Linked DNA regions of Homo sapiens: region 2 is linked to region 1. A link is an interaction called in ENCODE POLR2A ChIA-PET data of the cell type or tissue named here. Cell type or tissue: CD4-positive, alpha-beta T cell. All regions are shown on one strand. Links, peaks and the distances in the headings refer to the core of each region. The heading gives the core; the rest is flanking DNA. Region 1 overlaps LEF1 (lymphoid enhancer binding factor 1). Region 2 overlaps RPL34-DT (RPL34 divergent transcript).

What was found. ChIA-PET counts read pairs that join two places held together with the same protein. Peaks named below come from ENCODE experiments on the same cell type or tissue, not always from the same donor. Only the 100,000 strongest peaks of a DNase experiment are listed, where the experiment ranks them.
Region 2: POLR2A ChIA-PET joins it to region 1 with 5 read pairs; 2 of 35 experiments call an interaction of 5 or more read pairs at or near these places.

What each region holds. Positions count from the first base shown.
Region 1 is chr4:108,105,608-108,112,145 of GRCh38, forward strand. All of the region lies in intron 3 of LEF1 (lymphoid enhancer binding factor 1), which reads right to left. Among named protein-coding and RNA genes, the nearest start is that of LEF1-AS1, 59 kb to the right of the region's middle. In CD4-positive, alpha-beta T cell, for the core only: no CTCF peak of the experiment used is centred there; DNase peaks (open chromatin) are centred at 1,704 and 2,624; H3K4me3 peaks cover 1,078 bases; H3K27ac peaks cover 4,271 bases.
Region 2 is chr4:108,603,783-108,610,320 of GRCh38, forward strand. All of the region lies in intron 1 of RPL34-DT (RPL34 divergent transcript), which reads right to left. Among named protein-coding and RNA genes, the nearest start is that of RPL34-DT, 13 kb to the right of the region's middle. In CD4-positive, alpha-beta T cell, for the core only: no CTCF peak of the experiment used is centred there; no DNase peak of the experiment used is centred there.

The DNA of each region.
Region 1 (6,538 bases), core at 623-5,622:
AAATTAATTTTAATAATGTTTCAAATCATGAGTTGTACAGCTATGAATGAAAATTTTAAGTCTTCTATCTCGTTTCTCTATAGACCTGGTGAAATTCTTATGATAGAGCAATGGATATGATCCCATCTCTCCCAATTTAAGGTCTCTATCAAAGCTTTCATTAGCCTCCCATCACAGGATATGTGCAAAGTGACTCCTGGGCTTGAGATGAAATATTCATTTACCTTATAAAGAAAGGGGGGAAACTTCCACTTCAAAGTAATCAAGTGCAAAGCAGTTTATTAATGTAGAATTCCAGAGCTGAAGGAGCCTAAGCGTTCAATAAATTCTAACCACCCTCAGTCAGTCAATGACGAAAGTGATATTCAGACAAGTCAGGCAGCTGGGTCTGCAGTCGGGCTCCAAATGTTGCCACCCCGAATCCAGTGCCCCACCTGGGATACAAAGCTACTACCAGACCCAGTCACAAATGCTCAGAGGTGAGCCCAGATATGGCTCAGGGAGATCAACGGTCTGATCAGTCAATTTCACCTATCCAACTCAAAAAGTACTTAAGTAAATAAATGCCTACCATGTTAAGGTGCTATCCCAAGGAAGCATGACAAGGAGACAAAGATAAGTAAAATCTCATCACTATTCCCAAGAAACTTAGTATCTACTCAAGGAGGTAAGACATATATGCAAACACCTATAATGTGTAATGTTAAGAACAAAACCAGCCATTAGGAGATGAAACTCCAGGCAGGAGGTAATAAGGAAGGGAAGAAGACAGTAACAGCCTGGGTGTGCCGGGTGAAGGGGAAAGGCCAGGAGAAAGAGGCTTCCAGGTTTTCAAGATTGAGGCTGCCTTTACGGACTAGGATGGGGCAGGCAGGCAGGATGAGGAAAGATGATGGGCTTCATTTTCAGTGTCCAGTGGAAGCAAGCCAGCGACAATATGGTGCACTGATGTACACACATTAGGGTACTTTTGTTGTCGTTTCATGCAACACAAGTTATAAAGTGACTTGTATGAGGTCATCGGGCTGCAAAGTGGTAGAGCCAGCACTAGACTCTAAAGCTCAACTTCTGGTTCCGAGCCATCCCATAGCTCCAGAAGACTACCTATCCTGGATGAGTTGCAAAGATCAGTGGGAGAAATACAAATTATTTTTCCAAAACCCAGTCAAGTTGGTCAAAAATATGCAAGAAAAAGTGACATTACATGGTCATCTAAAAACACTCACCAATGAAGGGGAGTTTACACATATTTACATTCCTTTTCTACTTCTGTGAGTGCACAGAGAGAGGAAACCCATCTGCATGGAGGCGGACACAGGTTGAAAAATGGGTAGTGACAGAAGAATGAGAAAAAATCAGACAGCAGGTCAGATACAAGCATTGTCACCCAGAGTCCAACAGCTGGCTGGTCACTTGTGCATGATTGGAAAATACAAAAAAACCCCACATCTCACATGCCTCTTAAGATAAAAAGACTCATTGATCTTGCTCGAAAGGAGTGAGCCTTTAAACAATCCACTCTCTCTGCCCCTCATTATGACTTTTATTGGTTTTATTCTGCACGAATATATGGACCCATGCCTCGGAAGAAGAGCTGAGGTCAATGACCTTTGCAGGCAAACTTGATAGAATTTATAAGCAGAGAGACAGAGAAAGGTGTTTTTTTTTTTTTCTTTTTTTGGTAAAGATCACACAGATCTAGCAGCCTGACTTCTGGGAAAAATATGAAATTTCGTAGAAAGTCTACAAAGAGAAAAAAAGACCAGAAGTATATGCACTGAAATGTAAACCACAATATTAACTTGTGAGACTATAGGTAATTTTCGTCTCTTATGCTTTCCAAAATTTTTATCTAGAATATTGTGCATAATCCTTACAATCAGGGAAAAGGCTTATTTTATTTTTTTTAAAGGGAAATGGTGGTGCTACTTGAGCTGTCTTGTAAAAAAAAAAATTGTATACTTTGAAATTTATTTTGGATAGTCACTGAAGTCAGATGCATATAAATTTTCTAGCTTTTCATAAAGTTTCTCCCTATGTTGCTGTCAAGGAAGTAACTATCATCTTTTTGTCACTCTCTGAGAACATTTTAGCTCTTCTGAAGGACAGTAAAATAGGATGTTATGTCCTTTGACTATCATGGAGTCTAACAGTCCAATTTCACTCTTCACCCCCGCCCCCCAACATGCTGCTTCTCACTGCCATTTTCCCCGTTACTGATAAGAGAAAGAACAACAGACAGAAAACCTACTACAGGCACATAACTCAAAAGGACAATTACCACATGAAGATGCTTATACTGATCTTCTAGATGCTTACAGCTAGGAGATCCCCAGAAAGCACAGCTCTCACAATTCAATTCAGAGTCAGACATCCACAGTGCTAAAGCGGGCTAGAAAGGGACAGGTCTCCTGGGCAGGGACAGGGAAAAGCAAAGCAAGCTACAAAGTGAGGCTGGTCTTCGCTTTAATTCAAGAGAGAGATGCAAGTTTCGATGAGACCCAACCATCTATTCAATCACTCTGGAAAGTGTATAGTTACAAAGGACCTCAACCTTGATACACAGCTTTTAACAGTGTGCTTCGACTTTGAGGTTTCCTTTCCAGTTGCTCAGACTTTCCACATCAACCTTCAGGTGCTTTGCAAGAGATGACTGTTTTGTAACAAGCCTAACATTGTGCTGGTAATAAAAAAAGGTCTTAGATTATCATCATCTTATCTGCAATCAGTTTGTCATAGCACCTCTTTCTTACTTTCAGCTTCTTCTAGATTTGACTCACTCGTAGTATACCCTTTCTCCTTGCAACCTGACCTGGTTAAGAGATGCAGCGCTAATAATATTTTTCTGGACTTGATTTTTCCTATCCAACCTAAAGCATGACATAAAGATGCTGTTCTCCTTCTGTATGTATAAAATAAATTATATTAAAATGTGGGAGATGTCCAGTGGTCTTGGAACTGGGGATACTTCCATCAAAATAAGAGCAGCCACACTGTCAGGAGAAACATGCAAGTGCTGCAGTCCCACTTGTTCATCTCACCAGACTTTTCCATGTGGTAAACAGGATCACTCAAGAAACCAATACAAATCACTAACTTCTCAGTTTCTTTATTTATAAGATACACATGCACTGCGTTAGGATTAGCAGTTAAATATTAGGATAAAAAATAAACAGAAAACAAGCAAACGAGCTCTTCCTGTTGAGCTGCAAGTTTCTCTCTCCTCCTTCATACTCTTACCCTCTTAATTACATTAAAAAGATCTGGACTGAAGATCGTACAAATAGAGTTGACTTATGTGTGTATTTCATTTTGTATCTGCAACCAGGAATACAGGATTGGAACCAGACCAAGGATCAAATTCAATAGGTCTCTCCAGTGTCCCCAGCTTAGCATGCAAACTTTGATGTGCAAAAACTTAACATTTCTACCTAGGGATGTAGTTTTGATAACAAAGGAGCTTGGCAGACAAAGGGTAATTTGTTAAATCTGCTAGAAGCTACTTATCTGCTGTGGGCATGCAATCTTTAGGCATATTTCAGTTAGCCCCTGTGCAGAACTAATTAAATTGGAGGAAAGAAGAGAAATCCACTCCTTGTAAGGCCATCAACTATTACGTCTCAGTGTTTTTAGCCTGAGCACTTCCTCGGCGCTCAATTCATTTCAATTATTAACAGACAGAAGCTAAACGCTGTTGACTTGCTGGAGGCTGTAATCACCTAGAAAGGCCTCTAAAAATGAAAAAGGGACAAGTTGTTTTCCAGTATGGAAGGTGATTAAGCATGAACTCCAGAGACAGACTGCCTGGGTTTGAATATCACTTCTGTCACTTACCAACTGGGTGATCTTTGGTAAGTCTCTCCATCTCCATGTGCCTAGTTTTTCCTCATTTGTAAAATGGTATTAAGAACAGAGTGACCCTTGAAGGACTGTATGAGCAGGACATGCATTAATATTTGCAAACCACTTAGAACAGCATCTGGCACATAGCAAGTACTATGTAAGTGTTAAAACAAAACATGTGAAGTGCTTAGAATGGTGACCAATAGGCACTAGATATTACCACTCCCATCTAATGTAAGTTTTAATCTAGAAAACAGAAGGCAAAACATTCAGGGTACTGAATAAGACATTCCCTCAGGTTCTAAACTATGGCCTCTTACTGTATACATAGAGATGGTTTTTTTAATCCAGAGAAGTTATTTTCCATCATCAAGTGTCCCAGGCTGAGATGGGAGGCTCTTGGGGAAGGGGGGCAGGCACAGCAGGTCTACAAAATACACACCTGCCCAGCCTCATAATTAAAAAGAAGTCACCATTAGAGAACACAGATTTGTTTGAAGTTCACGGGAGCTTTACCAATACAAATTAGTTTCTCCCAGTATTTCAAGCAATTATCACTTTTAAAGTCTAGTGGGGGAAAGGTGTGAAAGGGAAAGTAATGAGGATTTGTATTAGAACTGTTCTCTTCAGCAAGAGCACGAAGCCTCCAGTAGGAGGGGAGATGCAGAAGAATGGCAGGTGGCATTGTTGGCAAACAGTTTTCCAAGTAGAAAATTAACATTCTCCAAACAATACTTAACTGTTAAATGTTTCTGCCTTTCCTATTTTGAGTACAGCAGCAGGGGTCACTAAGTATTATAAACCATTTCCTTATAGAGCATGTTTTCACTTTCTAAAATTAACAAGTTTCACTATTCTTGTTTCTCTGAAGTCAGAATTTTTCTCAAACATGATACATTGCAGGCATTTACTATCTCTACAACTTAATAGCCTTACTACGCCCCTAGTGAAACTACTGCTTGTCTGTTGCCTAGAAGGTTGCTAATAGGATGATTGCAATTGTCTTTGAGATTGAATTTTTATGGATATTTTAAAGCAAAAAAACACAATGGAGCTTTTTTCCCCACTAAAGAGACAGACATATCAATGTTCTTTCTTTCTTTACTCTCCTAAGAATGGTATCACTGCTTCTCTCAGGAAATCACCACAGCTGATCTGTGCCCCACCCCCTGCAATGGGCACATCATGCGGGTCTCCTAGGTATGCGACAAGACTGACAGACCTGGCCTCAAACCTCGACCCTGCTCCCTTCCATCATCCTCGTTGAGTGACTTAACCGCTGCTTCCTCAGCTGTAAAATGAAGATAATATCCACCTTACAGTTTTGTAGTAAGAATTACAGAAAATATGCAGAATTCACAGCCCTTCATGGCTGCTTAGTAAGCACACTGCAATCTTTCCTATTATTTCAAACTTTGAGTAGGTCCTAGAACCATAATATCTCTGAAATCTGTCCAGACTCTAGGTTACAACTCATTTTATGGCATTTCAATGAAGATGAACACTTACTAAATTGGATGAAAGATAGGTAAACTAGTATATAGAAAGATGACCTAACAATTGGGTAAAATTGGATCAGTAATTTTCTCTAAGTTCTTCCAAGGCAAAATATAGTGCTAATCAATAACTACCCCCAATATTTCCATAGGATACACCAAATGAAAGAACACATAATGAAAAGGAAGAAAGAATTATTCATGTTAATGATGCAAACAGAGCCCCTGTAAGGACAAATGAAGAAATGCAAGATGTGCCCAGGTGGTTGTGACAGTCTCTGCCTTCCTTCCATTCCCACTGGCTTTTTTCCTGAATGTATCTAAAGCTGTGATGACTGCACAAGAGATGCATTATTATCCTGATTCTCAGCACATTGGCCTGTAGCTAATCTTTGAAAGCACCACCTGCTGAGTGTACCTGGGGACCCAGCCAATGAACTGCATCATTGACTAAGTCACCTTCCAGCAACCAGGCCATCTTGCAGGCCACACAACTCCTGCCTGAAGGGAGGAAAGGAGGGGAAAACAGGAGATGCCTGCAAAAAGTGATTCTTTATCTTTTGTAGCCACCATATATATTTCCAGCCCTAACTGTCATTTATTACCATTTACCTTATTTAATCAGAGGAGGAAGAGTAAAGAAAAAATGAGGTAGAGGGAGGCAAGAAAGGTGCTGGCATACAGGCCAGGCGTGGTGGCTCACGCCTGTAATCCTAGCACTTTGGGAGGCCAAGGCAGGTGAATTGCTTGAGCTCAGGAGTTCGAAACCAGCCTGGGCAACATGGCGAAACTCTGTCTCTACAAAAAAATACAAAAAAATTAGCAGGGCATGGTGGTGCACCCTTCCAGTCCAGCTACTCAGAAGGTTGAGGTGGGCGATCACCTAAGCTTGGGAGCTCCAGTGAGCTGTGATTGCGCCACTGTACTCTAGCCTGGGTGACAGACTGAGAACCTGTCTCAGGTTAAAAAGTAAAAGTACTGACATACAAAAAAAGTGGCAGCAGGATTTAGGTCCTAGTCTTATGGTGGACTATTGACACTGTATCTTCTCATCTGTGAAATCGACCCTGCCCTAATTCCCCTACAAGGCTCAGCAGCTAGTGATCTGAGTATGCAAAGAGCTCGGCTGTTGGAAACAGGCAAAAAACAGTGGTAATGACCTGTTGGGAGTTCAATGGTGCTAGGATGTTGGGAGGTCA
Region 2 (6,538 bases), core at 644-5,643, 500 kb after region 1:
ATCGCACCACTACACTCCAGCCTGGGGGACAGAGCAAGACTCCGTCTCAAAAAAGAAAAAAAAAAAAAGAAAAGGACTGAAAGAAAGCATGTCACAAATTCTACGATGAATGGAAATTGCAATTTGCTGTAACACAGCAAAATGAAAAAAGCTATTTGTGTGTAAAAAATATTTTAAGCAATAAATTAGACAATATTAAGAGACATTTTAAGTAAATACATAATGAATTTGGTAAGACATTTCCCCTTGGAAGTCAAAAAAGAAATCAAAATTGTAGTTCAAAATAGGAGTTGAATATACGACCAAAAAATCCTTAATGCTTCTTAACAGGATCTGAGATTATAATTTTATTTTATTTATGTTTTTAAGACAGAGTCTTGCTGTGTTGCCCAGGCTGGAGTGCAGTGGCACGATCTTGGCTCACTGCAACCTCTGCCTCCCAGGTTCAAGCGATTCTCATTCCTCAGCCTCCCAAGTAGCTGGGACTACAGGTGCACGCCACCAGGCCTGGTTAATTTTTTTGTATTTTTTGGTAGAGATGAGATTTTGCCATGTTGGTCAGGCTGGTTTCAAACTCCTGACCTCAGTTGATTTGCCCACCTCAGCCTCCCAAAATGCTGGGATTACAGGCATAAGCCACCGCACCTGGCCCCTGAGCTTGTAATTTTAGACAGCTAAAAGATGTGTTGGATTCTTACAGAAAGAAAGGAGGGAGGGGAGGAAGGAAACAGAAAAGGAAGGAAGGAAGGAAGGAAGGAAGGGAGGGAGGGAGGGAGGGAGGGAGGGGAAAGGGAGGGATGAAAAATGAAAGTCATTTTAAGTCAGATAGTAAAACAAATTATTTCAGTTGTGGAAATTTTGCTAGAAAATTATGAGAAAAAGACTAAAGAAGATATTTTACAAAAAGTGAAAGACCTTCAACTAAGCCATTAAAAAATGGCCCATAGATTACAAGAACTTTCCAACGATACAGTATCAAAGATCAATTGATTAACAATTTAAAAAATTACAAGTACTTTTCTTTAGCTTTAAAATGGATGATGTGATATAAGAGACAATGTCAGCCGGGCATGGTGGCTCACATCTGCATTCCCAGCACTTTGGGAGGCCAAGGCGGGTGGATTACCTTAGGTCACAAGTTCAAGACCAGCCTGGCTAACATGGTGAAACCCCGCCTCTATTAAAAAAAAAAAAAATTAGCCAGGCGTGGTGGCAGGCACCTGGAAACCCAGCTACTCGGGAGGCTGAGGCAGGAGAATCACTTGAACCTGGGAGGTGGAGGTTACAGTGAGCCAAGATCGTACCATTGCACTCCAGCCTGGGCTACAGAGTGAGACTCTATCTCAAAAAAATGACAATGTCTATTAATACTTTGGGTATATTTGTGTCTCAAAGGACTTCCAAAACTATGAAGTTTTATTAAATTTGAATTAAAAACACCTAAATTTCTGGAGCAGTTTTTCATCTTTTATAACCATCAAAGAAGAATTTGTGCCTATAATGACAGATGGTGGCCCATATATGTTAGGTAAAAATCCAGATTTGTTGGAATGGTAAGACAAGAGATTTCTATTTCATTTATTGCTTTGTTCCACTGTATGATATGTATTGAAAATCTTTGTGCTCAGTTTTTTAAAGCACACCATATGAAAACTGTTATGGAGTACAATTACTTTAAAGTCATTTAGGGCCAGGCGTGGTGCCTCACACCTGTAATCCCAGCACTTTGGGAGGCCAAGGCAGGCAGATCACCTGAAGTCAGGTGTTCAAGATCAGCCTGGCCAACATGGTGAAACCCAGTCTCTACTAAAAATACAAAAATTAGCTCGGCATGGTGGCGGGTGCCTGTAATCCCAGCTATTCGGGAGGCTAAGGCAGGAGAATCGCTTGAGCCCAGGAGGCAGAGGTTTCAGTGAGCCGAGATCGCATCACTTCACTCCAATCTGGGTGACACAGCAAGACTGCCTCTAAATAAATAAATAAATGTCATTTAGTATCTATACACTAATGCTATAAATCATTGCCAAGTTATGGAACTTTTGAAAGAAATAGACTGATAGAATTAAGACTGATTTTCTTAATCTTGTGTTCTCTGCCTGTGCTCATTGATAATAGTTGTGGAAGAATTTTTATTTTATTTTATTTTTATTTTTTTTTTGAGATGGAGTCTCGCTCTGTCACCCAGGCTGGAGTGCAGTGGCACAATCTCAGCCCACTACAAGCTCTGCCTCCTGGGTTCACGCCATTCTCCAGCCTCAGCCTCTCAAGTAGCTGGGACTACAGGTGCCCGCCACCAAGCCCGGCTAATTTTTTTTTTTTTTTTTTTTTTTTTAGTAGAGATGGAGTTTCACCATGTTAGCCAGGATGGTCTCAATCTCCTGACCTCGTGATCCACCCGCCTCGGCCTCCCAAATTGCTGGGATTACAGGCGTGAGCCACTGCGCCCGGCCAAGAATTTTTAGAAAGTACTTTTAACTCCAATTTAATATGTTCCTGAATTGGAAGGAATATTCAATAATCAAAGACAAAATGACAATATGATTTATGTTTTCTCACAGATATCACACTACATATGAAAGAGCTAAATTTTAAACTCCAAAAGAAAGGAAGAGCTTATTAGTGATTTAGCCAGACAGGAACAACAATTTATGTTGAAATTGAAACTCTTCATAATAAAAATCAGAAACAATGACTTTATACATTTTTTTTTTTTTTGAGACAGGTTCTCACTCTGTTGCCCAGGCTGGAGTACAGTGGTGCAATCTCAGCTCACTTCAATCTCTGCCTCCTGGGCTCAAGTGATCCTCCAGCCTCAGACCCTCAAGTAGCTGGGACTACAGGTGCGAGCCAGCATGCCTGACTAATTTTTTTTGTATTTTTTGTAGAGACAGGGTTTCACCGTGTTGCCCAGGCTGGTATTGAACTGAGCTCAAGCAATCCACCCACCTCACCCTCCTAAAGTGCTGGGATTACAGGCGTGAGCCACTATGCCTGGCCAGAATGGTTTTAGTTTTTAATGTGACTAAAAATTTTAAATTACATATGTGACTCACATTTCATTTCTAGTGGACAGCACTGATGTAAATATTATCCTTTGTTTTTGATGCTGCAACTATCTTCTCCTTGTCTATTAACTTTGTTTTTGGTAACCTTTGCTGAAAAAAATGCTGTAACATTAATGTAGCTAAGTCATCAATTTTCCACTTATTGTTTGTACTTCAATGGTTTAATAAACTCCACAAAGATAATTCTTTATTTTCTTCTTCTGGTTCTGAATACTCACCTGTCTCATTTAGGTCTTTAATTCATTTAGAGTCCATCTTTCTATAGTGTAACGTAAAAGTCCAGCTTTTTCTCCAGATGATGAGCCAGTTTTCCCAATACTATATTCTAAACAAGGCATTCTTTTCCATTTTTACCACATTTATTGTATATCAAATTCCCATATGCACACAGATCTATTTCTGAACTCTCCCTCTGTTCCGTTCATCTGTTCCTACACCAGAACCACACTGCTTTTGCTTTGTAATATTCCTCAATAACTAGTAGGTTGAATCACTCATTCGTATGCTGATATAAATATATCAGCCTAAAACATCCCAACAAAAGTTTCTTTACTTTCCCTTTGCTTTATCTTATCGGCTATAGAGTTTGGCCTTTTAAGTAATATTAATAAATATTGCCATTAGAACTTTCTTTGACTGCCTTTTCTTTAAGGATGTTTTTCTCAGTAGATCTTTTAGAGCTGTGATAGAGTTAAAAACTCATCTGCTCATATCTGATAAACCACATGGATGATGAGCAAACCTCTAGTGAGCACCTGCTATTGCAACTGTCTCTTGCATCAGTTAGAGTTCTTTGGCTTCCACTGATAAAAATCAGTGGAGGAAAAGCTGAACAGCCAGGATTCAAGAAGAACAAGAATCAATGTTGGCTACTCTAACCTTCTCTTACTCAATAAGACATGAGTTCTTCAAACTCTTCCTCTCATACCTGTTTACTTTTTTTTTTTTTAAACTGGTTTCTTGAGAAAAAAAAAAAAAGAGAAAGGACAGATGTTTTACCTCTTTCCTAACCACGTGGTATCTTCAGTCTCATATTATTGTTATTAATATTTATTATACCAGACAGACAGCTCTGGGGATAAAGGAATCGATAGCTAGTGTTTCCAAGGGAAATGGATCAGCTGTAATCATTTCCCTTCTTTGCATCATTCCACTTATAAATCAGTTTTTAGGAGATGGAATAAGATTTAGACCAAAGCAGGTTCCCCTAGCATGGGCACTAAAGGATCACTCTCTTATTTGGTGCCATCGTTGTTTTCCAAAATTCAATTACATTTTAACCATGTAACTCTCTCATTCAGACACTTTAAGCAACTTTCAGTGTCTACAAATTAAATACAGATTCCTTAGCGTGGCATTCAAGGTCTTCCTAATATGACCACAACTTGCCCTTGTAGGCATATCCTATACTTTCCCATCTTCAGGCTTTTGTTGTGTTATTTCTTCTTTGTGAAACACCTTTGCCTTTGGAAATTCTACCAGTGTCTTAAGGCGTATTTCAAATGCCACATCCTCAATGTTGGCTATCTAACCTTCTCCCACTCAATAAGACATGAGCTGTCCTTCAAACTCTTTCTCTCATACCTGTTTTACCTTTTTCTAAAACAAAAAACAAACAAACAACAACAAAAAAATGGTTTCTTGAGAAAGGACAGATGTTTTACCTCTTTCTTACCATGTGGTGTCTTCAGTCTCATATTATTGTCATTAATATTTATTATATTATCTATTCTCTGAGCAGCCCTTGCATCCTTCTCCTTCCCTTTTTGCTTGTTACCCAGAGTTGGCTTCTGTTGCCTGCAACTAAAGAACCATGATATAATTTTTTGGTCTCTTTTAATTAGTTTAGACAATTAGACTCCTGCACATTTCTGTCACACTTGCTTGTTGTGGTTTATTCTTGACTGAATCTTTATGAAAGACACAAAATTAGAAGTTTTTAAAAAATGTTTTTTCCGTCTGCATTTGGTAGGGTATAGGGATTAAGGCTGGAAATCAGGGTAGGGTAAGGGGCACAAAACACAAATAGAAAAGACAGAGGAAGAGAACAGAATAAACGAAGGGGTAAGTTTTTAAAATATGTTGAAGTGCCCTCCCCTCAGAGAGATTAGATCAGGTAGAAGCAACAGTTTGAGAACTGATGCAAGGCTGAAAAATGGGTACTGGGGGGTGGGAGTGAGGTGAGAAATGTAGTGAATGGCCAAGGCTTTAAGAATTTTTAAATCCTTTGGAGAGGAAAATGAATGCAAGGCCCAGATTCAGCAGAAAGTCTCTCAGGATTCATGGAAGTCCATATTCTGAGGTAATGGTGCTTGAGCCTATAACAGTTATAAGAATTTTCAAGAAGAGTTTTGGTTTTTTAAAAAATATATGAATTATTGCTTATATAATTTATTTTTATTTTTATTTTATATGGAGTCTCACTCTGTCACCCAGGCTGGAGTGCAGTGGCGTGATTCCAGCTCACTGCAGCCTCTGCCTCCTGGGTTCAGGCGATTCTTGTGCCTCAGTCTCCCAAGTAGCTGGGATTACAGGTGCCTGCCACCATGCTTGGCTAATTTTTGCATTTTTAGTAGAGATGGGCTTTTACCATGTTGGCCAGGCTGTTCTTGAACTCCTGACCTCAAGTGATCCGCCTGCCTTGGCCTCCCAAAGTGCTGGGATTACAGGCGTGAGCCACTGTGCCCGGCCAGAATTATCGCTTATATAATTTATATTTTGGGGTTGACATTAGTAAATATAGAAGTGGGGGAGCAGGACATAAATGTGGGGAGGGGGAATCATCGGAGCTTAGGAGTGAAAGACTGTAGTTTTACTTCAATATTTCCAGTCCCTGGCACTGCACTGACACAAAAAGAACCCTCAAACGCTTATGAGTAAATCGGTAAGTTGATGAATGAATAAAGTAGCAAAAAATCAGGATCCGTGAGCTATTCTGAAGGATTTCAGAGATGCTGCAAATTTGCAAGAGTAGGAATGACCATGGAGAGAATGTTCTTACATAGTTCAGTTTAACTGAAATATTTGTGAGATACATACTCTGTGCTCTGCACCTGCACTTCGGGAAAATACAAAGACAAGGAACAGTCCCTACTCCTACATAACTCACAATTCTGTATGTGAACAGGGAGAAATCGCAATATTAATAGCAATTATATGAGACTGAAGATACTACATAGCAAGAAAGAGGTAAAACATCTGTCCTTTCTCAAGAAACCAGTTTAAAAAAAAAAAAAGTAAAAAGATATGAGAGGAAGAGTTTGAAGGACAGCTCATGTCTTATTGAGTGGGCCAACATTGAGGATGTGGAATTTGAAATACGCCTTGAGGCACTGTTAGAATTTCCAAAGACAAAGGTGTTTCACAAAGAAGAAAAAACAAAAACAAAACCCTGGAGATGGGAAAGTATAGGATATGCCTAGAAGGGCAGGTTGTGGTCATATTAGGAAGACCTTGAATGCCATGCCAAGGAA